Regions from separate parts of the Mus musculus genome. Here region 2 is linked to region 1. A link is a loop called in an ENCODE intact Hi-C map of the cell type or tissue named here. Cell type or tissue: heart. All regions are shown on one strand.

Region 1 (8,000 bases):
TCACTTGCAAAAAATTTCCTCTCCACATACGTTATTTCTCCTTCCTTTGGCTTCATGTTTGCCCAACGAGAAAGATGGTGGATTTGCGAGGCCCTTAGAGAGGAATTTCATGGAAGTTGTGAAGTGTCAGACATTTTAGTGAAATGAATTAGGTGCGAGAGAAAGCAGACAGGCAGATTTTCTCCTCGCAGTCTTGGCAGGGCATGCAGGGGCTGCTGCGTGTTCTGAGGTGTCCAGCAGAGCGACTCTGCTCCCGTGCTTCGTGTGGCTTGTCCTCCATCCCTCTGGGAGACCAGCCTACCATCAGACACTGCCTTTAGTCACCCTTCCTTTTCTTTACCGTGTAGGCTTCCTGGACTTCGCTCTAAAGAAAAGTTGCTTATTTTTCTGTCAGTGAGAAACAAGCTCTCTCATCGTCTTCAGTGCAGCTCTGTCAGGGGACTGGTTGACTCGAAGTTGGGCAGCCCTTGAGTTTCCATGAGCTAAGAAAGGAAATTCTCGTTTTTTTTTTTTTTTTAAGATTTATTTATTATATGTATATAAGTATACTGTCACTATCTTCAGACACACCAGAAGAGGGCATCAGATCCCATTACAGATGGTTGTGAGCCACCATGTGGTTGCTGGGAATTGAACTCAGGACCTCTAGAAGAGCAGTCAGTGCTCTAACCACTGAGCCATCTCTCCAGCCCCCTCGTTTTGTATTTTAATAGCTTCTAGTCCTCATGGTTCCTCGTCTGTCAGATGTGTCACCAACAGACTAGTAATTCTGCAGCACAAGGTGGCTCGGGCTGGCACTGGTTCTGTGGCAGAGCATTTGCCTAGCATGTATGAGACCCAGAGTTTGATCCCTGGCACTGTGTGCCCATAGCCAAAACCAAGTTCTCAGAAGAGTCCGCCTCCCTTTTAACTTTTTCTTTCTTTTGAGCATTTTGAGACAGGGTCTCAGCCCAGGCTGGCCTCAAATTCACTATGCAGCCAAGAAAGGCCTCGCACTTGCTTCTTATCCTCCTGAATGCTAGCCTGGCTCACTTGGTGCTGGGGATTGAACCCAGGGCTTTGAGCACAGTGGGCGAGCACTTTACTAACTGAGCTACATCCCCAGCCAGCTCTCATGGCTCTTGATGGCCCTATTAGTCCTCTGGGAGGAGAGTTGCTGCCTTGGCTATCGCTTTATCAGAGAGGAGACCTAGGAGAGTTCTCTCTTCGTGGGTTGAGTAGTTGGCCATTGAGTGAGCTATAGAGTGTGAGCGCTGTCTGTCTGTCTGTCTGGCACTCCCGCAGCAGAGACTGCAGATGGATAGGTAGGAGGCGCTTTTGCTTCCTGGTGTCTTCTCAGAATTGGAGTTGAGGCAGGTTGCCTTTCTCTCCTCTCTCAGATTCCAGTCTTCCAGCGCTTCATGACTCAGTCTTTCCCTCTCCTCTCACTCTGCCGCGGTCCAAGGCTGTGGTCTCCTGCCCTGCTCTCCTCTCCTCTCCTCCCTGGCAGTGTTCCCAGCTTTGACTTTAGAAAAGATCTTTAACATCAATATTTAATACATGCTGTCTATTAGCAACAGGACCTATTAATACAATTGAAACCACACTGTAGCCAAAGCAGGCCTTGAACTTGTAACCCTCCTGCCTCTGTGAACCTGGGATTTCAGGCCTAACTAGGCCCTTGTGTTATACTCTGGTCCAGTTTAAGGAAAGAGCTTTGACTCATCCATGTGTGAGGACACATTGTGTGTATTACATGTGGGCCTGGACTGTGCTCTGCTGGTTGGAGTCAGTCCCCCCACCTACGTCTGCATCATGGATATTGTTCTGTGGTAAGCAGCCACAGCGTTGGGTCCAGGAATCCAGGCGTGGCTTGTCCCCTCCACTGCCCCAATTTCAGTTCTCTTGCGAATGATATTTTGACTAAGGGTTCCTCTTCTCCCATATCCTCACCAGCATTTGTTGTCCATTACTTTTTAGAGACAGGGTCTCACTGTGTAGCCTGGACTCAAAGACATCACCTGATTATTTTCCCTGGTATTAAAGGCTCGTTTCACAGGATAGCTGTCTTGTTTTCTTGGGATTGACCATTTCTTTCTTTTTTTTTTCTTTTTTGGTTTTTCGAGACAGGGTTTCTCTGTGTAGCCCTGGCTGTCCTGGAACTCATTTTGTAGACCAGGCTGGCCTTGAACTCAGAAATCTGACTGCCTTTGCCTCCCGAGTGCTGGGATCAAAGGCGTGCGCCCGGCTGGAGGGGTTGACCATTTATGTTGGAGTGAGGTGGAATCTCTTTGCATTTCTTTGATAGCAAGGAAACTGACTGTTTCAAGTATGTTTCAGCAGGCCATTTGCAATTCCTCCCCTCCCACCCCCAAGGTTTCTCTGCATAACTCTGGCTATCCTTACTAGACTAGATAGACCAGGCTGGCCTCGAGCTCATAGAGATCTGACTGCCTCTGTTCCCCTATTCCCTGCTAATTTGTATTTCTTCTTTAGACAGCTGCCCATTACTGTTCACTAGACCGCCCCCCTTTTTTTTGATCATATAGCTTGGGTTTTTGGTGTATAATTTTTGCATTTTGAAAAATTGTGTGTGTGTGTGTGTGTGTGTGTAGTTGTGTGCACATGTGGAAACTGGAAGAGCACAGTAGGGCTGCCCCTAGCCTATTCCTTCGAGGCAGAGTCTTTTCCTGAACCCCATGCTTGTCTTTTCCCTGCTTGGCCGGGAGCCGTAAACCCCACTGACCTGTCTGCATCTGCAGAGCTGGGGGTGTAGGGTGTGCAGGAGGTCTGAGCTCTCCTCATGCTTGCACAGCAGGTGCCCTGACCACTGAGTCATTTCCTTCAGCCCCCAGTTGCAAAGCAAAACACCCAGGCTATTAATTCATGTGTCGTGGGCAGATGGCAAAGATTTGTCCCCTCACTGTAGCCTCCTCCACCCTGGGCTTTGCTCTGCTGTGTAGAAGCTTCTTGAGTTCCCACAATCCCACTGGTCAGTTGGGGTTACTTCCTGTGCTGTTGGAGTCCTGTATGGGAAATAGGAAATACTTGTCTTTGCCTGGATCTTTAGTGTGTGTGTGTGTGGGTATGTGTGTGTGTATATATATATATACACACACACACACACACACACACCACACATATACATATATACATATACACACACACATAAATTATGTGTATAATGTGGGGTGGGGGTGAGGTACAGATGGGGGGTGTCTGTGTCTGTGTGAGTATGTTGACTCCTGGAGGCCAGAAGAAGGTATTGGCTTCTGGCGCTGGAGGCCGTGGCAGAGCCCCTGACATGGGTGCTTGGGAACTGAACAGTTGGTAACGGTCGCGTGTTAGTCACTGTATTCTTCATGTCCATTTACTTCTTTCTTCGGCGTTGTAAAGGTTTCCTTTTTATTTTACTTTATTTCATTCTGAGATGAGGGTTTCACTGTGTGTTCAGGTTGGCCTGGCCCCCTCCATAGATCAGGCTAGCATTGAACTCAGAGTGATCTGGCTGCCCTGCTTTCTGACTGCTGGGACTAAAGGTGTGCCACCACTACCTGCCGAGTGTCCTAAAGTTGAATTGGAGACATCTTTTAGATCCTGGATAGTTTTTTTTTTTTAAAAGATTTATTATTTATTTTATGTATGAGCATGCTGCAGTTAGTTGTCTTCAGACACACCAGAAGAGGGCATCAGACCCCATTACAGATGGTTATGAGCCACCATGTGGTTGCTGGGAATTGTACTCAGGACCTCTGGAAGAGCAGCCAAGTACTCTTAACCGCTGAACCATCTCTCCAGCCCTGATAGGTTTATTTTTAAGTATTCTATTTCATTTTATTCGAAGTAAATAGAATTCATTCCCCCTGGCTTCTTTTTAGGTGAATCATTAATGCATGTTCTCTTTTCTTTCTTCCTTTCTTTCTCTCCCTCTCTCTCTCTCTCTCTTCTTCTCTTCTCTTCTCTTCTCTTCTCTTCTCTTCTCTTCTCTTCTTTTCTTTTCTTTCATGAAACAGGGTTTCAGTATATAATATAGTCCTGGCTAACTTACAGAGATCCACCTGCCTCTATTTCCTGAGTGCTGGGATTAAAGGTGTTCGGCACTACAGCTGGCCTCATTTTATCTTTTTTTTTAAAAAGACTAACAATTTCTTTGTATTCTGTGTGAATAGGTGTTTTGTCTATGTGTGCACTGTGTGTATATAATCCTAGACATCAAGTCCCCTGGAGCGAGAGTTATGAACTGTTGTGGGCCGCCACATGGGTGCTGGCAACCAAACCCAGCTCCTCCGCCACAGCAGCCAATGCTCTTAAGAGCAGCCATCTTAGCCAGGCGTGGTGGTACACGCCTTTAATCCCAGCACTCCGGAGGCAGAGGCAGGCGGATTTCTGAGTTCAAGGCCAGCCTGGTCTACAGAGTGAGTTCCAGGACAGCCAGGGCTACACAGAGAAACCCTGTCTCGAAAAACCAAAAAAAAAAAAAAAAAAAAAGAGCAGCCATCCCAGCCCAGTTGTCTTTCTGAGATGAGATCGTGCTGTGTTGCTCAGGCTGGTCTTGAACAAACAGAGCTCTGTCTGCTCTGAGCTGTCTCATCGTTGTTGTCAGAGATGAGCCAACCTTAACACCAGGCTCCATTCTGGACTGGACTCAGTTTTGTAGATCTCTGCTGATTACTGTAGCTTTGTGAGGGTGAGTTTTAAAATCTTTTTTCGCTTTTCTACTGGCTTGTTTGTTTTAAGACATCGTCCTGTTCTGTAGTCCAGCTGGCCTTGAATTCGTGGTCTTCCTTCCTCAGCCTTCTGAGTGCTGGGATCCCAGGTGTGTGCCAGCACCAGCTTTCTTGGTAACTTCTACGGGTCTGTCTAGTCTTGTGCCTCTCCATGGCTCTGGAGCGCCCTCTTGTGGTGCTTTCCTGCATCGTGGTCAAATTAGTTCCATCATTTCTGGGATCTGGCTGTTTCTTTGCTTTTGGGGGGAGGGGGATGGAAGAACCGTGTGTACTGTGAGTGTGGTCACATGTGTTATATATGAGTGTGGTCACGTGTTATATATGTTCCATGGCATTGATTCTCTCCCTGTCAAGGAATTTAATTTCAACTCATACGGTCTCAGGCCTGCACAGGAAGCACTTACTGCTAGGTCTTCTTGCTTAGTGCTTCTGCTTTTAAGTTCTGCTTGCTTGTTTGTTCATTTGTTTGAATGTGGTTTTGAGATGTAGTGCAGGCTGGCCTTGAACTCCTGATCTTCCTTCCTTGGCTTTCCCAGCCCTGGGATTGCAGGCATACGCTACTGTGCTACACTGTTTTGTTTTATCTTTTTTAAAAAATCATTTACATATTTTGTGTATGTGAGTACCCTGTAGCTGTCTTCAGACACACCAGAAGAGGGCATGCACATGTACATTGAGGTGCCTGTGTGGAGCTTGAAGGACATCCTTGGATGTTAGTCTTTCCCTCTCCCGCATGTGAGACAGGGTCTCTTTGTGTTCTTCACTGCACTACGTAAGCCAGGCATTCTGGCCCAGGGCTTCCAGGGTTTTCCTGTCTCGGGCTCCCGTGTCCCTGTAGGAGCTGGGTTACAGGTGTGTGCGTCTGTGTCCAGTTTTATGTAGGTTCTGGAAATCCAAATTTACATGCAAATGCTTTACCCACTGAGACATCCACTTGCTTTTTATTTTCGGACAGGGTATTCCTTTGTAGCTCTGGCTGACCTAGAACTCGATATGTAGACCAGCCTGGCCTTGAACTTGGAGGCAGTCCTCCTGTTTGAACCCTTTCTGTTGTTTGTTTGTTTGTTTGTTTGTTTTTTTAAAGCCTATGCTTCTCTGCTTCTGGTGGCTATATACTTTTAAAAAAATCTAATGTAAAGACAGAAAGGAACACATTGACCTCTGACCTTCCTGTGGACACAGACCCTTCTGACCATCTTTAGAGGCAAACACTAACGTACTTAAGGTCCATTCGTCGTTGAGTAGAGTTCAGGTCTTCCTGACTTTATCCAGGGATAGTTTCTGGAAGCTGGACGTGGTAATGCACAGCTGTGACCCCAGAACGGGGGAGGCAAAGATGGAGGGTGGGGCCCCAGGCCAGTGTGGAGCGCACTGTAGCCCAGGCCAGCATGGAACTCATTGTAGCCCAGGCTGGTCCTGGACTTGAGGCAGCTTACTGCCTCTGACAACCTGCCTTCTCCTGCTGCTTTCCTCCTTCCTTCCTGTGGGGAGCAAGGATTGACCCTGGGCCTTGTCTGGGCCTTGTTCATGCCGTGTGAGCGCTTTACTCTGAGGCCACCTGACCCTGAGGCAGTATTTAGGCGATGTTCTTGAACATGCTTCTGTTGTTTAAATGTATCCAAGTGATGGTGATGATGATGATGATGAATGTTTGGACATAGGAGCTCTTTATGTAGCCCAGGCTGTCCTTGAACTTGAGACTTCCTGTCTCACCTTCCTGAGTGCCAGGGTTATAGGCATGTGCCACCCAACCTGACTTTTGAAGCGCTGTTTTAAAATTGACGATTTATGTCAGTTGAAGAACATTAATTACTACTTCATTCAAGCCTCCCTGAGCCAATGGTCTAGCTTACTGGCCGGGTTCGGTACTCAGGATTGCCAGAGGCAGGGGAAAACCATGGGGGGTCGTGCCTGTAATCTCAGCGTCCTGGAGCTGGGGCTGGAAGACGGGAAGTCCATGTCTTAGTAGGCAAACACAATGGCTAAGCCAGATGCCTTGAGTCTGATCCGAGAGGTGACGGAGAGAGCCGAGCCTCCCAAGCTGTTCCCTGACCTCCTTTTGCTTGCCGTGGATATCATTTACTTTGCATTGCTGTCAGTAGTACCGTCACCAGGGGAAGTTTAGTTTGGCTTCCTTTATGGTGCGAGAATGGGTTCCCCGTGTAGGAAGCTGGCTGATTCTATTTTGTCACACTTGAAAGAGAGAGTGAGCAAGAAGTGGGGCGAACCTCTGCCCACTGAGCCTGCCCTTAGTGGCATACTTTCTCCTGCAGGTTGTACACTCTCCCAAGCAGCTCCACTGCCTAGGGATAGGTGTTTAAAGGCCTGAGCCTGTGGGGACAGGCCCATTGAAACTACCCTGCTGTGGCACCCTCCCTCCCCCGAACATACACATAAATGAGTAAAATGAAATTTTAAAAAGATAAAGGGGTGGAGCTGGAGAGATGCAGTTGTTAAGAACGCTTGTGCTTGTTCAGAGGACCGTGGGTCAGATCCCAGTGCCAGTGTCTGATGCCGTAATACCAGCTCCAGGAGATCCGATGTCTTTTTACTTCTGCAGGCACCTGCACTCCACTGCTTATAACCCTACCCGTGCACACATACACATCGTTTCAAAATGAAGTAAATTAAAAAGTTGGGGGGAAAAGTTCTGGGGTATCCTCTGAGACCTAGGAAGTTCACGGCCCAAGTTCCCATGAGACAATCTCTATCTTCCCTCCAAAAAAAAAAAAGATCCAAGACGGCAGTAATCAACGGATGGACTGGACGCTGCTCCCCACTGGGTACCACCTTCTTTTTGCTTTTTAAATTTATTTTTTTAAATGGTCTGTATGTGTCGGGCAGGGCAGGGTGTGGGGTGTGTGTGTGTGTGTATGTGTGTGTGTGTGTGCGTGTGCATGTGGGTGCAGGTACCCAAGGAGGCCAGAGGTGTCGGATCTCCTGCCGCTGCAGTTCCAGTGGGTGAGCCTTATGACATGAGTTCTGGGAGTTAGGCTCGGGTCCTCTGTAAGAGCAGTGCCTGCTTTTAATCTCAGAGTCATTTCTCCAGCTCATCCTCCACCAACTCTTCACTGAAAGGCAGGATTCTCTGACCGTTTGTCAGTTCTGCCAAGGCGTAACCCTTCCTCTCTTCAGTGTGCTCCATATTGAAATGGCCCTTAGTGCTCTGAGTTGTGGTCAGGCTTGTCCCCCGCACTGCTGCAGACCACGTGGATTTCAGGGGTTTCCTAGCTTTGATACTTTGAGTGCCTGTTCCCCGTCTTCTTTGTTCCATGGCCCGTGGGGACTTGAGGA
Region 2 (8,000 bases), 160 kb before region 1:
AAATTACAAAAGCAGAAAAGAAGAGGGTGGCGAGGAGTGCAGCCCTCTTCTGTCGTTGTCCTTGGTGTACTGCAGTTCAGGGAGAGCTGGGAGTAAGGACTGTGTGTCCGGGACCTTGTACACCTCTGCCTTATACCTGTCTATGCACTTGGAAGCAAGAAAAGGGAAACTCAAACTGATTGTCCTGATCACAGAGTCCGTGAGAAATAGAGCCAGGAATCTGAAGTGGGCCTGCCACTTAAGCTGGGGCTTCTTACCACCACCTGGTTCTACACACAAGTGGATACATGTGTAACTAAGTAGCCCAAGAAACAGTAACAACACAGGTGTTACACAGATACTCTGTTTTCTGCTTTTTTTTTTTTTTTTTTTTTTTTTTTTGGTTTTTTTGGAGACAGGGTTTCTCTGTATAGTCCTGGCTGTCCTGGAACTCACTTTGTAGACCAGGCTGGCCTCGAACTCAGAAATCCGCCTGCCTCTGCCTCCTGAGTGCTGGGATTAAAGGTGTGCGCCACCACACCCGGCTTCTGCTTGTTCTTGATGTTAGTCATCGACTATAAGCAGGTCTTACACACTTGAGGATTTTGGATTGTTTCCTGTTTTTACACCATAAGCCACAGTAGGATATTTAGAGCTAGCGTTCTGGGCTAGAGGATCCCTTGTCCATTGGGAAGTTGCAGCCTTTGTTTTAGTGATGGGTTCCTTAGAGTCAGCATTCGAATACTATGTAGCCACTGCCAAAGGCACTTTACACACATCATAGTATTTATCTTTCCAGTGACAATTCATTCACTGATTGTGTGTTTGCTGTTCTTGGGAAACACAGTGAGCAATGAAGCCTTTATGCACAGGGGAAATAACTCACATTCTCAAGCAGTCTGTGCATGTCGAGCCCACATTGCCATTGAAGAACTGGCCAGACAAGGGCAGTTAAGATGGCTCCTGGGGTAGAGGCACTTGCCGTGTAAGCCTGATGACCTGGGTTCAATCCACGGGCCCATGGAAAGGTGGAAGGACAGAGTGGATGCCACAAAGTAGCCCTCTGATCTCCAAGCATACTCTGTCATGTGCATGCCCTTCCCTCATACTAAATTAACAAGGGTATAGCTCAGTGGTAGACCGCTTCCCTAACACGTCTAAGGGTTTGAGTCCCCTCTGAAACAAAACTTAACAGGACAGTAGTGGTTTGAGAAGGCTTACCCCCTATCTTTTTTTAGGATACTGCCTAACACCCTCCTTTTCCCACAGAGCCACCCTCCTCAAGGTCCGTAACACCATCAACAGCCACGTGGAGCAGGTGTTTCAGGCCTACGAGCAGCATGCGGCTGTGCTAGACATTGACACCGTCCTGCGCCCCTCAGTTGTGAGCCCCTCTGTGGCTGACATGTTGGAGTGGCTGCAGGACATCGACAGACATTATGGAAGCTCATATCCTTCGAGTGCTTCCTGACTGACTGCCCAGAGCCGCCCCTAGAGGCTGCAGCAGGTGCAGACTTCACAGGGTCAGCAGGCTGTATAATTCACAGGGTCAGCAGGCTGTATAATTCACAGGGTCAGCAGGCTGTATAATTCACGGGGTCAGCAGGCTGTATAATTCACGGGGTCAGCAGGCTGTATAATTCACGGGGTCAGCAGGCTGTATAATTCACGGGGTCAGCAGGCTGTATAATTCACGGGGTCAGCAGGCTGTATAATTCACGGGGTCAGCAGGCTGTATAATTCACGGGGTCAGCAGGCTGTATAATTCACGGGGTCAGCAGGCTGTATAATTCACGGGGTCAGCAGGCTGTATAATTCACGGGGTCAGCAGGCTGTATAATTCACGGGGTCAGCAGGCTGTATAATTCGTTGCAGTTCTCTAGTGCTCAGACTTGGATTCTTCTTGCACTTGTCTTTTGTTAACTAGTCATTCCTTAGAGTTTATTTATCTGCTAGGCACTACTCTTAAGTGCTGGGAGCAGGCATAAAAAGGGGGACTGCATAGTGTCAGATGTGGTGAGTGTTAAATAAGGCAGAGAAGGTGAGGGGGAATGTGATTTTAATAGTGTGGTCAGTGCAGGGACCCATGAGGCAGTGACATCCTGAGACAATGATGCTCACAGCATTTGAGCCAAGTTTGCAAGAGGGAAGGAATGAGCCATGTGGGTGTTTGGAAGAAGAGTGGTCCAGGCAGAGGCTACATGGCGTGAGCTTGTCTGGTACATGTAAGAACTGCCATAAAGCCAGTGGGGGCAAGGGCAGGGCAGGGCCGGGCAGGAGGAGAGTGACAGAGGGCCTTGATTTTTGAGAAGGATCTTGAAGGTTTTGGCTGTTACTCTGAAGTCAAAGTTCTCAGAAGCTTTAAGCAGAACCATGTGGTCAAGGCCTGTGCTTAACAGTGCTGTGTTCTGAAGAACAGTTGGCATGGCGGGAAGCAAGCCTGAGAGCAGGAAATTAGCCGCAGTCCTGACCTTTTCTCCATTCGTGCCCATGGCTGTCATCTGACCCTGGTTTTGCTCCTGGTCTTGAGTCTCAGTTTCCTGTGCTGCCTCCAGCTGGCTCGCTTAGTGAACTCCAAATTCAAGTTTAAAGCTGAACATGGACCAGCAATGCCCACTGTGTTACTGATTTTCATGTTGTGATTAATATCGAACACGAAGCAGGACAGACAGATTTATTTCAGGTCATAGCTGAGGGATATGTCCGTCACGGAGGGAAGCGCACAGAGACAGGAGCTTAAGCCACTGGTCACATTGCGCCTGCATCAGGACGCAGGGACTGCTGACTGCTGGCGCTCTGTTCACTTTCTGTTCATTCTGGGACCCCGGCCTGTGGACTGACACCGTCCACATTCAGAGGAGTCCTCCCACTTCAGTTAAACCTTTCTAGAGACAACATCACAGATGCAACCTGTATCATGTTTCCATGACGATTCTAAATCCAGACAAGTTGACAAAGGAGATTGTCACCCAATCTAGATATGTAGGGACGATCTTCCTCCTGTCCCTCTGTTTCCTATTATAACTGCAATAGTGGTACTAGGTGTGCTAGTGGCGCCGCTAACCCTGATATCGCTAAGCACTGCCATAGGCTAGGCGCTGGAGGCCCTGGTTGGCTCTACTCTCCTGCCTTGATTTCTAATCACATTACTGAGATGGACCACATTCAACAGTAGTCCCATAAGAGCATATGACCTAGTGACACAGATATCTTGTAAGTTCCTTTTTCTTCTGAGCAGTCCTTAACTTCTGGGAAGGTACCTGAAGAGAAAGTACCTCCTCTCCTCCATCCACTGGGGAGACTTGGCCAGCATCCAAGCACTGCCCAAGGCCTGGGACCAGATTTCAGAAAATGAGTGCCAAACTCTTGTGTCAGGTACTGGTGTCCGTCAGTCCTGTGCTGCCTCTCTGGAGAGGTTAGACACACCCCCTCCGTGCTCTTGGGCCTTGATAAACCTGATGCTTTGTCCCTTGCTTCCTGTTCTAGATGTCCTGGTGAGTGTCTCCTTCTTCCTGGAGGAGCCAGGAGGCTGTGCAGCGTCTGGAGATCTGGAGCACCACAGCTGAGGGCTGCCATTGCTACACTAGGCTATTTCTAAGTGAGGGTCAGCATTGCTACCTGACTCACTGGAATAGCAGTGCCTAGGACTTCTCCGTGCTAGGCCATGGCCAAGGGTCCATGACAGCTGCACCTATGACTCTGAGAAGCAGATAGAGGCTGAGGAGACAGGAAAGGCAGTGCTGATAAACAGTGTCCACCAAGGCAGGAAAGGGCAGAATGCAAGGTTGTGTGGCCACCGCTGCCTATGTCATCTGAACCATAGTCTCTGGTTGGCTCAGGTCCTGATTCTGTGTGTGTCAGTATCTGAGTCCTTAATGGCTTAAAGATAGGAGTGGGTCTGGGAGTCCAGGGCGGGAGCAGTGTGTGTGTCTGGGGGGAGGGGGAAAGTTGGGGGACAAAGTCAATCACCTGCAAAACCCCAAAAAGGAAAGGACTGAAGAAAAGGGAACTTTTAAAATGTTTACTCCTTCACCGAAGCTCATTATGAAGCCAGTTTCCATTTCCAAAGTCAGCCACCAGGGGGCGATGGTGCAGCGTGAGCGGTTCTGAATGCCTTGTTCTTGAGGGAGGTCCCCTGTTGCTGTTAAAAGCCACTGAGGTGTCTGTGGGGAGCTGGGTATCCCACCCAGGACTAGGGAGGCAAAGACAGGTGGGTCTTTGTGATTTTGAGATCACCTTGGTCTCTATAGCTCCAGGTCAACCAAGGCCACATACTGAGACTGTCTCAAAAAGGAAGACAAAAAGGTAAAGGGACCTTGCATTGGCCACGGTCTTCTGAGTTTGGGGTAACCGGCCAGGGGAGGGAATGCCGGCTGTGATGGTTGGTTTTTATGGTCCACTTGACAAAGCCACCTCGGAAGGGAGTCTCAGTGAGGAATGTTCTAGATTTGGTTGGCTTGCAGACATGCAAGATTTTCTTAACTGAGGTGAGAAGACCCATCCTGAATGTGAGTGGCAGCATTTCATGGGCTGGAGCCAGGATCAAAGGAGAAAGAGCAGGCTAAGCACTTAGCAGGCATTCACCTTTGATGGTGAGTATGCTGTGACCAGCAGCTGCTTCAGGTTCCTGCCACTGACTCTCCTGTAGTAATGGATTCTAACTTCAAATTATAAGCCCAATATCTGCCAATAGGTGTTATCATGTTTTAGGGTTCTCTAAAGGAACAGGACTAGTGATAACATGAATGAATATAAAGAGAGAGTACTGAGGGCAGCAAGAGTGAGGGCCGGCGTACCTAAAGCAAAAGCTTTCTTCTTCCATATGATGATATGTGGACTCCCACCACAGGGTGTGGCCCAGATATGGGGTGGGTCCTACCCCCGAATGATCCAGATTTAGAGTGGGTCTTCCCACCTCAAATGATCCAATCAAGAAAGCCCTCACAGGCCTGCCTAGTTGCTTGAGTCTTAGTTGATTCCAGATGTCAAGTTGACAGCAAAGATTAGCTATCACATGCAGTGCCGGGAAAGAGACTGAGAGGCAGCCTGGAGTGGTGCCGACCCTTGCCTTCTGTGCCACAGCCACTGCTCGGGGGTCTCAGCTTCCCATGTGCTCTACGAGTCAGGGCTGCCGTGTACAGGGCGTAGTGCAGAGAATGGGTTTATTTTAGCTTTTGATTTTACAAGATTGGGTTTCTCTGTGTAGCCCTGGCTGTCCTGGAACTCACTCTAAACCAGGCTGATCTCAAAGATCCACCTGCCTCTGCCTCCTGAGTACTAGGATCAAAGGCATGCGCCACCACCACCCACCCAGCTAAGGATGGAGACTTTTAAAAAGAAAGTGGCTTTGTTTTCTTACTATATTTTTTGTTTTCAATTAAAGAAAAAATTTAAATACAGAAAAGTATAATGTAAAACCCACCCTAATATTTTGATCTGTATCCCTTTACTGTTCTTCACAAATTTCAAAACAAAGACATTGACACAAACTCATTGTTTCTAAATTTGTGGATAGTTGGACATCTGTAAATAAGTCAATAAAACTGTACTATATAGGCTATATGACATTTGGTAAATATATTACTTTTTTTTGCTCTTTATGCATGTTTGTGTATATGCATGCATGCTAATGTATGTGAGCATATGTGCATGTATGTGTGTGGTAACCAGAGGATGACTTTAGATGTCATCCTTAGGAGTGCCATCCTCCCCCTTTGCGGCAGAGTCTCTCATTGGCTTTGAACTTACCAGTTAAACTATCCTGGCTGGCCAGTGAGCTAGGGGATCCTCTCCCTCCACCTCCCCAGTTCTGGGATTGCCACAGCAACTAATGATCTTCCTCAGCCTCTCTAATGCCAGAGTTAGAGGTGTGCCACTGTGCCCGCTGTTAGTACTGAGCCCTATGCTGAGCCCTGGGTATAGAAATGAAAGAAAGCCACTGGGAGTATTATAGTTCGACAGGATATTTTTTTTTAATGTGTATGAGTGTTTTGCCTGCATATATGTCTGTAAACCATTTGTGTGCCTGGTGCTAACTAAGGCCAGTAGAGGGCATCCTGATGCTAGCCTCCAAGGTCTATTCCCTTATTTGGCCACTTCCTCCAAATAAGGCTGACCACCAGGGTCAAGCTATCAAAGTATTGAAGTCCAGCAATCAAATGCCCCCTTTGGCTCACCTAATTAACCTGTCCAATTAAAATTAAACACCTAATCCTAACCCAGTATTTTCCCTTGGCCTTTAGAAACTGCCATTTTCCTGTGGGCCACATCTGTCTCCTCTCTATCCAGAAGCAGTTGTCTATCCTCTGGGACAAATATCCCTTCCCCGCTCCCTTGTTCTCTGCCCTTCCCCTCTTCCTTGTCCTCTGTCTCCTGTCTTTGCCTCTTATTCGCCACCCTCCTTTGTGCTGAGAACTTGGTCCTGGAGGTCCTGGGGTGATAATGACCTTTTACACTCATCTTAGCTGGGCGGTGGTGGCGCACGCCTTTAATCCCAGCACTTGGGAGGCAGAGGCAGGCGAATTTCTGAGTTCGAGGCCAGCCTGGTCTACAGAGTGAGTTCCAGGACAGCCAGGGCTACACAGAGAACCCCTGTCTCGGAAAAACAAAACAAAACAATACACTCATCTTGTCGGTATGGGTCTGTTTCTGATGAGGCCTCAGGTAATGCTAATGCTGGTGGTCTAGGGATTGTAAAGAATCTGATTCTGATTTGTATTATAAAGTAACAGAATGAGTACAGGTGAGGTCAAAAGCACCGAGGGAGAAGAGAGGCGCTGACTGCATGGGGACCACTTGAAGAGTGCCATTGTGTGCTGGCACCGTGCGTGTTACATTTACTCCCAGAGCCTGGCACCTTAATACAATTCAGAGCAACAGCTGTGTAGAGTTCCTAGGATGGGATGGTAAGGTCCCACCTGTGAGGGCAGCTTGGCCCAGATTGGGTAGAATCTTGAGTTTTTACTTAACCGTTTGTATTGGGGGTGAGGGGCCAGAGGAGATGGCTTTCAGTAAAGAGAGTAGGCACAGTAAAGTGAGTAGGCACAGGGACCTGAGTGTCCTTGGCACTCACACTAAAGCCAGGTGCAGTATCATGCACCTGTAATCTCAGGCCAGCGGAGGGGATTGGATCCCTGGAACTCGGGTTACAGATGACTATAAGCTGCCATGTGGGTGCTGGGAACTGAACTTGGGTCCTCTGCTAAAGCAGCAAGTGCTTTTAACTACTAAGCCCTCTCTCTAGTCCCTAAAGTGCTATCTTCCTGATTATTATTTTAGACTTAAGATCTAAAATAAGTGTGATTTACTTGCTGAATAAGGTACACGTCATCTGAAGTGTAAAATCCAGGGAAGACTTCTCCCCCATCTACCCAGTTCCCGTCATTGCAGACAGCCGATGCTAAGCGCCTCTGGTGCCTCTGTGCAGTGGGTATTCTCTGAGGTGGTCCCTGGTGAAGCCACCTCTGATGCTTGTGCCCTGTTCACTCTTTGCCACCCTTTGATGTGGGCCCCTTTGAAGCTCAGCTTCTAATGAGTAGAACAGAAGTAGGTTACAGAGAGCACTGCTTTTCCAGCAGTTCTTCCAGGGGACCCAGGTTCAATTCCCAGTACCCACAACTCCAGTAGCTCCAGCTCCTGGGGGTCCATTGCCTTCACACACACAAATGCTGCAAAACACCGATGCACATGAGATAAAAATTTTATCTGCTTTTATCTTGGATGCTGCCTCCTGCTCTCTCTTGTATCCCCCTCTTAGGGGAAGTTAGCTGAGATGCTATGAGGCCACCTTGTAGAGAGATGCCAGAGAGGTCTGCTGAGCAACACTGTGAGGGAGTTGGGAGACATCCTCCCTGCACCGGTTGAATCCTCAGATTCAACAGCCCTAGACGATGGTCTGACCATGATGCCAGCCAAGCTGTGCTTGGATTCCTGGCTGGCACATGCAAACAGAAAAATTATTTAAGTCACTATGCTTCAGGGTGCCTTTCCTCCCGTGGCAGCAGCTGGCCTGCATAGGAAAC

What was found. A loop is a pair of places that touch in the nucleus more often than their neighbours do. Peaks named below come from ENCODE experiments on the same cell type or tissue, not always from the same donor. Only the 100,000 strongest peaks of a DNase experiment are listed, where the experiment ranks them.
Region 2: it touches region 1 in a loop (5-fold over the local background); 19 of 42 quality-filtered maps call a loop at or near these places.

What each region holds. Positions count from the first base shown.
Region 1 is chr4:125,094,799-125,102,798 of GRCm38, forward strand. All of the region lies in intron 4 of Meaf6 (MYST/Esa1-associated factor 6), which reads left to right. Among named protein-coding and RNA genes, the nearest start is that of Meaf6, 14 kb to the left of the region's middle. In heart, no CTCF peak of the experiment used is centred here; a DNase peak (open chromatin) is centred at 4,873.
Region 2 is chr4:124,939,118-124,947,117 of GRCm38, forward strand. It overlaps 9930104L06Rik (RIKEN cDNA 9930104L06 gene), which reads left to right. Exons shown (of 5, transcript NM_177573.3): 3 at 1,249-1,428; 4 at 3,236-3,354; 5 at 3,466-5,544. The coding sequence ends at 3,545. Among named protein-coding and RNA genes, the nearest start is that of 9930104L06Rik, 6.1 kb to the left of the region's middle. In heart, CTCF peaks have their summits at 4,057 (motif pointing right) and 6,015 (motif pointing right); no DNase peak of the experiment used is centred here.